Regions from separate parts of the Homo sapiens genome. Here region 2 is linked to region 1. Evidence: read pairs that join two places in POLR2A ChIA-PET (ENCODE). Cell type or tissue: A673. All regions are shown on one strand. Links, peaks and the distances in the headings refer to the core of each region. The heading gives the core; the rest is flanking DNA.

What was found. Peaks named below come from ENCODE experiments on the same cell type or tissue, not always from the same donor. Only the 100,000 strongest peaks of a DNase experiment are listed, where the experiment ranks them.
Region 2: POLR2A ChIA-PET joins it to region 1 with 10 read pairs; 7 of 35 experiments call an interaction of 5 or more read pairs at or near these places.

Annotation. Positions count from the first base shown.
Region 1 is chr19:49,572,733-49,578,106 of GRCh38, forward strand. All of the region lies in intron 1 of NOSIP (nitric oxide synthase interacting protein), which reads right to left. Among named protein-coding and RNA genes, the nearest start is that of NOSIP, 5.1 kb to the right of the region's middle. In A673, for the core only: no CTCF peak of the experiment used is centred there; no DNase peak of the experiment used is centred there; H3K4me3 peaks cover 512 bases; H3K27ac peaks cover 3,366 bases.
Region 2 is chr19:49,700,238-49,705,611 of GRCh38, forward strand. It overlaps CPT1C (carnitine palmitoyltransferase 1C), which reads left to right. Exons shown (of 20, transcript NM_001199753.2): 5 at 447-618; 6 at 1,080-1,181; 7 at 1,260-1,397; 8 at 4,473-4,550; 9 at 4,770-4,877; 10 at 4,977-5,061. Among named protein-coding and RNA genes, the nearest start is that of CPT1C, 12 kb to the left of the region's middle. In A673, for the core only: no CTCF peak of the experiment used is centred there; no DNase peak of the experiment used is centred there.

The DNA.
Region 1 (5,374 bases), core at 142-5,141:
GGAGCCCAAGGCGGGCAGATCACCTGAGGTCAGGAGTTCAAGACCAGCCTGGCCAATGTGGCGAAACCCTGTCTCTACTAAAAATGCAAAAATTGGCTGGGTGTGGTGGCAGGTGCCTGTAGTCCCAGCTACTCGGGAGGCTGAGGCAGGAGAATCGCTTGAACCTGGGGGCAGAGGTTGCAGTGAGCCAAGATCGGGCCACTGCACTCCAGCCTGGCCAACAGATCAAGACTGTGTCTCAAAAAAAAAAAAAAAAAAAAAGCCCGGCTCTGAAGCAGACCCTGGCTCTAAGCATTTTACTGAATATCATAACACCTCAAACGGTCGAATATCACAACACTCCACTGAATATCACAGCACCTCAAATAGTTGCTATAAATGAAGAGAGGCACAGAGGCGGTGCCCTAGGTTATGCAGCTAGTGAGTCCTACAGCTGTGTTTGATCCAAGCACCTGTGGCTTTGACCATCCACTGTGCCAGCTGGCTGCAGGCGGCCTCAGGCACTGTGCTGAACTCTGGGAGTGGATCAGACAGCTAGTGTGTGTCTTGTCCTCCCCTGAAATCCTGTCTCCTTTCTCCTCCAGAGCACTGCCAAGGTTTGCCTCCTCCAAGAAGCCTGCCTCTCCGGGATCAGTTAGGTTCTCCTTGCACTTGACCGTGCCCTGAGCTACCTCCGTTACAGCCCGTCCCTCGGTATTTCGGCTCCAGAGTAGGGGCCCTGGTTGGTGGGGCCTGGGTTGAACTTCAGCCTGGGTCCCAGCATTGCCTGGCACCTGGGAGGTCTCAGAGATGTCATGATAGAATCAATGAACCACCTCCAATCCTAGGGCCAGGGGAGGTGGGTTAGCAATGAACTAACCATGCAGCCATGACATCATGCCATTAATACACTAATAATTCATTAGTAACATGTGAATCACAGAAGCACTGGAAGAACAGAAGTAATCATCACATCCTTCAACCCCTTAAGAATCAGACCTTGTGGGAAGCACTTTCCACATGTGAACACATTCGGTCCTCATGACAACCTCCCCACGTTCTGCCCATTTATTTTATTTTATGTATGTATGTATGTATGTATGTATTTATTTTGGAGACAGTCTCACTGTCACCAGGACTGAAGTATTTTTTTTTTTTTTTTTTTGGAGACGGAGTCTCACTCTGTCACCCGGACTGGAGTGCAGTGGCACGATCTTGACTCACTGCAACCTCCACCTCCCAGGTTCAAGTGATTCTCCTGCCTCAGCCTCCCAAGTAGCTGGGATTACAAGCACACACCACCATGCCTAGATACTTTTTTTGTATTTTTAGTAGAGACGGGGTTTCACCATGTTGGCCAGGCTGGGTCTTGAACTCCTGACCTCAGGTGATCTACTACCTCGGCCTCCCAAAGTGCTGGGATTACAGGCATGAGCTACCGCGCCCAGTCTTGCTCATTTAATAGGTAGGAAAATTGAAGCTTGGAGAAATTGGCCTCTTCCTCAGTCTATTCCTTGACAAACCAGCCTCAGGGGGGCTTTTCAGAATGGAAGTTTGATTAAGTCACTCTCTTCAACTGCTTCTTGGACATGACTCAAGACAAAAACCAAATTATTCAGACTAAGTGTAAGAGAAATGGGAGAATAGGAAAACTGCCATTTTGCAACCTCTGGTGAAATAGCTGACTCAGGCAATGATTGTTGATGGATGGCATTAAAGGAGAGGCTGATGGGGCCTGGATAGTCACAGGATGCTAATTCTTGCTACTGGAAAATACACAGTTGTAGCTTTACAATGCGGTTTTCGATGGCTGCCACCTGTCTCAGTCTGCTCCAGCTGCCATAACAAAACACCACTCTGGGTGGCTTAAACAACAGACCTATTTTCTCCAGTTCCTGAGGCTGGAAGTCTAAGTTCAGGCTACCAGCATTGTGGGGTTCTGGTGACACCCTCTTCCTGGTTTGCAGATGGCTATCTTCAGTGGCAGAGAGAAAGCTCTCTGGTGTCTCCTTCTGTTTTTTGGGAGGAGTCTCACTTTGTCACCTAGGTTGGAGTGCAGCGGCGGATCTCGCCTCCCAGGCCCAAGTGAATCTCCTGCTTCAGCCTCCTAAGTAGCTGGGATTACAGGCGTCCACCACCATGCCTGGCTAATTTTTTTTTTTTTTTTTTGAGACGGAGTTTCGCTCTGTCACCCAGGCTGGAGTGCAGTGGCGTGATCTCGGCTCACTGCAAGCTCTGCCTCCAGGGTTCATGCCATTCTCCTGCCTCAGCCTCCCGAGTAGCTGGGACTACAGGCGCCCGCCACCATGCCCGGCTAATTTTTTTGTATTTTTAGTAGAGAGGGGGTTTCACCACGTTAGCCAGGATGGTCTCTATCTCCTGACTTCGTGATCTGCCCACCTCGGCCTCCCAAAGTGCTGGGATTACAGGCGTGAGCCACTGCGCCCGGCCTCATTTTTGTATTTTTAGTAGAGACAGAGTTTCACCATGTTGGCCAGGCTGGTCTTGAACTCCTGATCTCATGTGATCCACCTGCCTTGGCCTCCCACAGTGCTGGGATTATAGGCATGAGCCACCATGCGCAGCCTCCTCCTATTATAAGGACACCAATCCATCAGATTAGGGCCCCACTCTTTCACCTTAATTATCTCCACAAAGGCCCTACCTCCAAATATAATCACCTTGGGGAATTAGGGCTTCAATATACGAATCTGGGGGGGACATTCAGTCTATAATGCTGCCTGAGCCTGAATGAATTTCACTACCCCTGAAAATGGGGCACCCAGGCAGTATGCAACATGAAGCGACCAGCTCTGAAGTAATCACCTGACAGCTGAATGGAAATTTAATCAAGTCTTTACATTCAATTTCCTGATTCTAGGAAGTCAGAGGATATAGCAGGGAATAACAAAAAAGGGCCAGAGAGTAAATGTTTTGAACTTTGCAGGCCAAACAGCCCCTGTAAGTACTCCACTCAGCCCCTGTAGCATAAAAGCAGCCACAGACACACAAACGGGCATGGCTGTGTTCCAATAAAACTTTACTTTTAGACTCTGACACGGAATCACATATAATTGTCATAGGTCACCAAATTCATTCTTTTGGTTTTTTCCAGTTATGTAAAAACGTTAAAAACCAGGCCAGGCGCAGTGGCTCACGCCTGTAATCCCAGCACTTTGGGAGGCCAAGGCGGGCAGATCGTGAGGTCAGGAGATTGAGACCATCCTGACTAACACGGTGAAACCCCGTCTCTACTAATAATACAAAAACAAAATTAGCCGGGCGTGGTGGCGGGCGCCTGTAGTCCCAGCTACTCCGGAAGCTGAGGCAGGAGAATGGCATGAACCCGGGAGGTGGAGCTTGCAGTGAGCGGAGATCACGCCACTGCACTCCAGCCTGAGCGACAGAGCGAGACTCCATCTTATAAAAAAAAAATGTTAAAAACCATTTTTAGTTTGCAGGCTGAACAAAAACAGGTAGCAGTTACAAAAGTCAGATATCTCCTGGCTGTTGTGGCTCATACCTGGATAGGGTGCTTTGGGAGGCAAAGGCAGGAGGATCACTTGAACTCACGAGTTCAAGACCAGCCTGAGCAACATGCCAAAACCCTGTCTCTACCAAAAAAAAGCAGCAGCAGCATGGTTTTTGAGACCAGACTTGAACTTGCTATGGGCAACATAGCAAGACTCCATCTCCACAAAACAAAATTTAAAAAATTAGCCGGGCATAGTGGCATGCGCCTGTGGTCCCAGCTACTTGGGAGGCTGAGGCAGGAGGATCACTTGATCCCAGGAGGTTGAGGCTGCAGTGAGTTATGATCGTGCCACTGCACCACTGCACTCCAGACTGAGTGACAGAGTGAGACCTTGTCTCTGGGGAAAAAAAAAAAAATGCCAGGTGAGGTGGCTCACACCTGTAATCCCAGCACTTTGGGAGGCCGAGGTGGGCGGATCACCTGAGGTTGGGAATTCGAGACCAGCCTGACCAACATGGAGAAACCCCATCTCTACTAAAAATACAAAATTAGCTGGGCGTGGTGGTGCATACCTGTAATCCCAGCTACTCGGGAGGCTGAAATGGGACAATCACTTGAACCTGGGAGGCGAAGGTCGTGATGAGCCAAGATCGCACCATTGCACTCCAGCCTAGGCAACAAGAGTGAAACTCTGTCTCAAAAAAAAAAAAAAAAAAAAAAAAATCAGGATATCTGATAAGGGAATTGCAGTGAGAATATATTAAAAACTTACAACTCAATAATGAAAGGACACCTAACACAATTTGAAAATGGGTAAAGGATTGGAATAGACAGTTCTTCAAAGATCTACAAATGGCCAATAAGCATGTTAAAAGACACCAGTTCACACCCCCTAGAATGACTATAATCAAAAAGATAAATAATAAGTGCTGGTGTGGATATGGAGAAACTGGAACCCTTATACATTGGTGGTAGAAATGTAAAATGGTACAGCCATTCTGGAAAAGTCACAGTTTCTCAAAAGGTTAAATAGTCACCTTTTGACCCAGCAATTCCACTGCCAATAGAAATAAAAACATACATCCATGCAGGCGGGGCGCGGTGGCTCATGCCTGTAATCCCAGCACTTTGGGAGGCCAAAGCGGGCGGATCATGAGGTCAAGAAATCGAGACCATCCTGGCCAACATGGCGAAACCCCATCTCTACTAAAAATACAAAAATTAGCTAGGCGTGGTAGCGCATGCCTGTAGCCCCAGCTAGTCGGGAGGCTGAGGCAGGAGAGTCGCTCAAACCTGGGAGCCGAGATCACGCCACTGCACTCCAGCCTGGGTGACAGAGCAAGACTCTGTCTCAAAAAAAGAAAAAAAAAGAAAAGAAGTATATCTTGGGTAAAGGAATATTATCCAGCCATAAAAAGAATAAAGTAGCTGGCTGGGCGCCGATGGCTCACACCTGTAATCCCAGTACTTTGGGAGGCCAAGGCAGGAGGATCACTTGAACCCAGGAGGTTGAGGCTGCAGTGAGCCATGATCGAACCACTGCACTCCAGCCTGGGTAACAGAGCAAGGCCGTGTCTCGGGAAAAAAAAAAAAAAAAAGAAGTATTGATACATGCCACAACATAGGTGAACCTTGAAAACATGCTAAATGAAAGAAGGAAGGCAGTCACAATAATATTTTATGGTTTCATTTGTGCAAAATACCCAGATTAGGCAAATCCACAGATATAGCAGAGTAGTGGCTGCCAAAGACTGGGGTGGGAAGGATTGGGAGGAAATAGGGAATGACTGCTAATGAGTACCAGGGTTTCTTTTTGGGTGATGAAAATATTCTTAAAATGATAGTGTTGATGGTTGCACAACTCTGTCAACGTACTAAACACCACTGAATTGTATATTTTCAATGGGTGAACTATATGTT
Region 2 (5,374 bases), core at 319-5,318, 130 kb after region 1:
CTCCATCCCAAAAACAAAACAAAACAAAAAAAAAAACGCTGATTGCTGGACCCCACCCTGAGAGATTCTGGCTTGTTAGGTCTTAAAGGCGCCCAGGAATATGCATTTCGAACAAGCTCCCAGGCAGTGCTCCCAGGAGCCACAGTTTCAGAACTATTGCCTTAGAGTAGTGATAGCTGGAAGGAAAAAGTGTCCCCTCAATAGAAATAATGGCTGTCATTTATTAAACACCTACCAACTTCCATGGAAAGTGACTTTGGAAGCTTGGTGCTGCCACAATGGGAGGGGGCTGGAGGGGGTGACAGAGCTCACACCTACTAAAATGACAAAAATGGGTTTCTCTGTCTGACAGCCAAAAGATCAGCGCAGGGGCTGGAGGGGGCTGGAAGGGAGGGAGGTTCTGAGGCCAGGAGACCCAGGCCCAGCCTCTGTTTCTCTCCCCGCAGGGGTGGACAACACCACGGGCTCCGGGGGGTCCTGGCAGCCGCGCTGTTTGCCTCGTGTTTGTGGGGAGCCCTGATCTTCACACTGCACGTGGCCCTGAGGCTGCTTCTGTCCTACCACGGCTGGCTTCTTGAGCCCCACGGAGCCATGTCCTCCCCCACCAAGACCTGGCTGGTATGGGAGGGGCATAGCCCTGCTCAGGCTCTCCTGGGACCCGCTTATCTATTCCCCTCTCTCTGGGTCTCTGTCCCCCTCTCTCTGGGTCTCTGTCCCTCTCTCTCTGGGTCTCTTCCCCCTCTCTTTCTGGGTCTCTGTCCTCCTCTGTCCCTGGGTCTCTGTCCCCCTCTCTCTGGGTCTCTGTCCCCCTCTCTCTCTGTGTCTCCGTCCCCCCCTCTGGGTCTCTACCCCCGACTCTCTCTGGGTCTCTGCCCCCCTCTCTCTCTGGGTCTCTGTCCCCCTCTCTCTGGGTCTCTGTCCCCTGTCTCTGGGTCTCTGTTCCTTTCTCTCTTGGGGTCTCCGATGCTCTTAAGTCTCTGTGTCCTTCTCTTTGGGTTTCTGTCCCACTGTCGACCCCTGCCCCGTCAACTCCCTGGCTCCGGTGAGGGGTTAATGACCCGGTAACTCCTCCTCCCCAGGCCCTGGTCCGCATCTTCTCTGGCCGCCACCCGATGCTGTTCAGTTACCAGCGCTCCCTGCCACGCCAGCCCGTGCCCTCTGTGCAGGACACCGTGCGCAAGGTGGGCCTGGGAGCGCGCAGACGGGCTGGGGCGGCCGGGGCGGGCCGGGGGCGTGACCTGCCCTCTTCTCCCCTTTAGTACCTGGAGTCGGTCCGGCCCATCCTCTCCGACGAGGACTTCGACTGGACCGCGGTCCTGGCGCAGGAATTCCTGAGGCTGCAGGCGTCGCTGCTGCAGTGGTACCTGCGGCTCAAGTCCTGGTGGGCGTCCAATTATGTGAGTCCCGCCACCGCCACCAACGCCCCACCTGAAGGGCTAAGGTTGTGAGCTCGCCTGCTAAACTTGCGAGTTATACGCCCTGCCCCACGACACGCCCACAACCCACACGCCCCCAGCCCCCAAGGGTCAATACCCTGAGCCCCGCTCACATACATCTATATCCTAACCTCCACATTTATATATATATAAAAATATATATGTATATATATTTATTTATATATAAATATATAGTGTATATATAAATATATATATTTATTTATAAATATATATATTTATATTTATATACAAATATTAATATTTATAAATTTATATATAAATATATTTATATATAAATTTATAAATAAATATATAAATATTATAAATATATTAAATATATTTATTTATAAATTATAAATATATATTTATTTATAAATTATAAATATATATTTATTTATAAATTATAAATATATATTTATTTATAAATTATAAATATATATTTATTTATTTATAAATTATAAATAAATATATATTTATTTATAAATTATAAATAAATATATATTTATTTATATATAGGCTTATATATTTATTTATATATATATGCTCATAACATATATATGCTCTCTCTATATATTTAATGTTGAAGTTTGGGGTATAGATGCTCCAGTATTCTGAGCTTCACCCTTGATCTTCCAAAGTTTGAACCAGAATTCCAGGACTTAGCCCTGGTGCAATGTCTCACGCCTGTAATGCCAGCAGGTTGCGAGGCCAAGGCAGGCGGATCACGTGAGGTCAAGAGTTCAAGACCAGCCTGGCCAACATGGTGAAACCCCGTCTCTACTAAAAATACAAAAATTAAACAGGTCTGGTGGCGCACACGCCTATAATCCCAGCTACTCGGGAGGCTGAGGCGGGAGGATTGCTTGAACCCAGGAGGCAGAGGTGGCACTGAACTGAGATCGCGCCACTGCACTTCGGCCTGGGCCACAGAGCAAGACTCTGTCTCAAAAAAAAAAAAAGAAAAGAAAAAAAAAAAGACAAAACCAAAGGAGTTGAATGGTGAGGAGTGGTGGGAGAGGCCTGAACTCCAGACTGAGGATCCTGGACTCTTTCCTGGGGGTACTAGGGAGCCATGGGAGGGTTTGGAGCAGGGAAGGGGCAGGGTCAGCTTTGGTGTGGGGGAAAGACTGGAGGGCGGGAGGCTGCAGAGGAAGCTACCGTGAGACCTACCATTGTAGGTCATTGAGACACTGGGCTGGGATGAGAAAAGCTGCAGCAAGAGTGAGAGGGGAAGGGAAGAGGGTCCCCGGCAGAGCCCCACGAGGCAGCTATGTGGAAGCCTCAGTTGGTCAAACCCAGCGAAGGGGACGAAATATCTGGAGAAGTAAAAGGGAATGCAGGCCTTGCTTTTCTGGTTAAATATTTTTTTCTTCACACTTTTGGACAAGATTCTGTTTACACACACACACACACACACACACACACACTCATTTCTTTCTTCCCTTCCTTCCCTCCCTCCCTCCCTCCTTTCCTACCTTCTTTCCTGCCTGCCTGCCTGCCTTCTCTCTCTCTTTCCTTCCTTTTTTTCTGTCTCCTTCCTTCCTTTTTTTCTTTGAGATGGAGTCTCACTCTGTCGCCCAGGCTGTAGTGCACTGGCACCGTCTCAGCTCACTGCAAGCTCTACCTCCCAGGTTCACGCCATTCTCCTGCCTCAGCCTCCCATACCTGGCTAATTTCTTTTTTTTTTTTTTTGTATTTTTGTATTTTTAGTAGAGATGGGGTTTCACCGTGTTAGCCAGGATGGTCTCGACCTCCTGACCTCGTGATCCGCCTGCCTCGGCCTCCCAAAGTGTTGGGATTTACAGGCGTGAGCCACCATGCCCGGCCTCTTTCTTTCTTTCTTTCTCTATCTTTCTCTCTCTCCCCCTCCCTCCCTTTCTGTCTCTCTCTCCTCCCTCCCTCCCTCCCTCCCTCCCTCCCTCCCTTCCTTCCTTCCTTCCTTCCTTCTCTCTTTCTCTCTCTTTCCTTTTTCTTTCTTGGAAGGGGTCTCACTCTGTCACCCAGGCTGTAGTGCAGTGGCGTGATCAAAGCTCACTGCAGCCTTGACCTCCCAGACTCAAGCCATCCTCCCATCTCAGCCTCCTGAGTAGCTGGGACTACAGGCATGTGCCCCTAAGCCTGGCTAATTTTTAAATTTTTTGTAGACATGGGGTCTTGCTATGTTGCACAGACTGGTCTCAAACTCCGAGGCTCAAGCTATCCTCCCACCTCAGCCTCCCAAAATGCTGAGATAAGAGGTGTGAGCCACTGCGCCCAGCCTGTATATTTTATTGTACCTCCAAGCCAACTGCCAGTGACACACGCACCATTTTTTTATGTACAACAACAACAACAAAAAACCCTACAAGAGCAGCTAAACCGTGACACAGTGCTTTCTTTTGTGTTTTTCATTGTTTGAATTTTATCATGGTATTGGCAAGGCCACAATTTTCATGTATTTACACATATGTATATTATTTCACATATTTATTGTTTTATAAATTTTACATTTATGTTCTGTTTTTCTTTTTTGGGGGGGACGGAGTTTCACTCTTGTTGCCCAGGCTGGAGTGCAATGGTGCGATCTCAGCTCCTTGCAACCTCTGCCTCCCCGACTCAAGCGATTCTCCTGCCTCAGGCTACCGAGTAGCCGGGATTACAGGCGTGCACCACCACGTGTGGCTAATGTTTGTATTTTTAGTAGAGACAGGGTTTCATCATGTTGGCCAGGCTGGTCTTGAACACCTGACCTCAGGTGATCCACCCGCTTAGCCTCCCAAAGTGCTGGGATTACAGGCGGGAGCCACCGTGCCCAGCTGTACCTTGTTATTTCCACCAGCTATGTAATATTCCACTGCCGGAGTATAACAGGGTTTAGCTAACTGATCCCCCATGGATGGATTTCTAGGTGATCGCTAGTTACTGACTACGATGGCTGACTTCTTTGGCTCTATCCTCCCTGCCTGACGCAGGAGCATCTGGGGCCTTCCCTGTCCTACTGTCCCTCCCCCAACAGGCCCCAGCCCCTCACTGTGTGTCTCCCCACCCCGCTCCCAGGTCAGTGACTGGTGGGAGGAATTTGTGTACCTGCGCTCCCGAAATCCGCTGATGGTGAACAGCAACTATTACATGATGGTGAGAAGGGGAGGGGTGAGGTTCATAGGCCCCAGGTCTAGGGTTGGGGGGTACCTGGGCGGAATGTGACGGTCATGCTCAGTGACCTGGATCTAGACGCGCCATCTGGGATTCATCATTCCACCCTCTTTTGGGGTCAGGACCTGTATTTGGGTCAGTGGCTCCATCGGGGGCAAACCTGACCCTGGGTGTTTTGCCATCCCCTCTCCTGGTCCCCAGGACTTCCTGTATGTCACACCCACGCCTCTGCAGGCAGCTCGCGCTGGGAATGCCGTCCATGCCCTCCTCCTGTACCGCCACCGCCTGAACCGCCAGGAGATACCCCCGGTGAGAGGGCCCCAGTGGGTTAGGGATGGAGGTGTGGTCCTGTGGCCTTTGGGCCACGTGGGTCCTGGAAGGCAGCTCACAGCCCACGGTTTCCTGCAGACTTTGCTGATGGGAATGCGCCCCTTATGCTCTGCCCAGTACGAGAAGATCTTCAACACCACGCGGATTCCAGGGGTCCAAAAAGGTGAGACCCTCTCCTGTCCCCACTGATGGAGGCAGAACAATATAGTGGCTAAGAGCATGTTTTCTGGAGTCCGCCTGACTGAGCTGGGAACCATTGCTTCCTTGCTGTGTGACCTTCTGCACGTTATTACCCTCTCTGAGCCTCAGCTTCCACTAAAGTGGGATAATAATTGTACCTAGGGGCTGGGCGCAGTGACTGATGCCTGTAATCCCAGCACTTTGTGGGGCCGAGGTGGACAATTGCTTAGGCCAGGAGTTCGAGACCAGCCTAGGGCAACGTAGTGAGATCCGGTCTATATACAAAATTTAAAAAT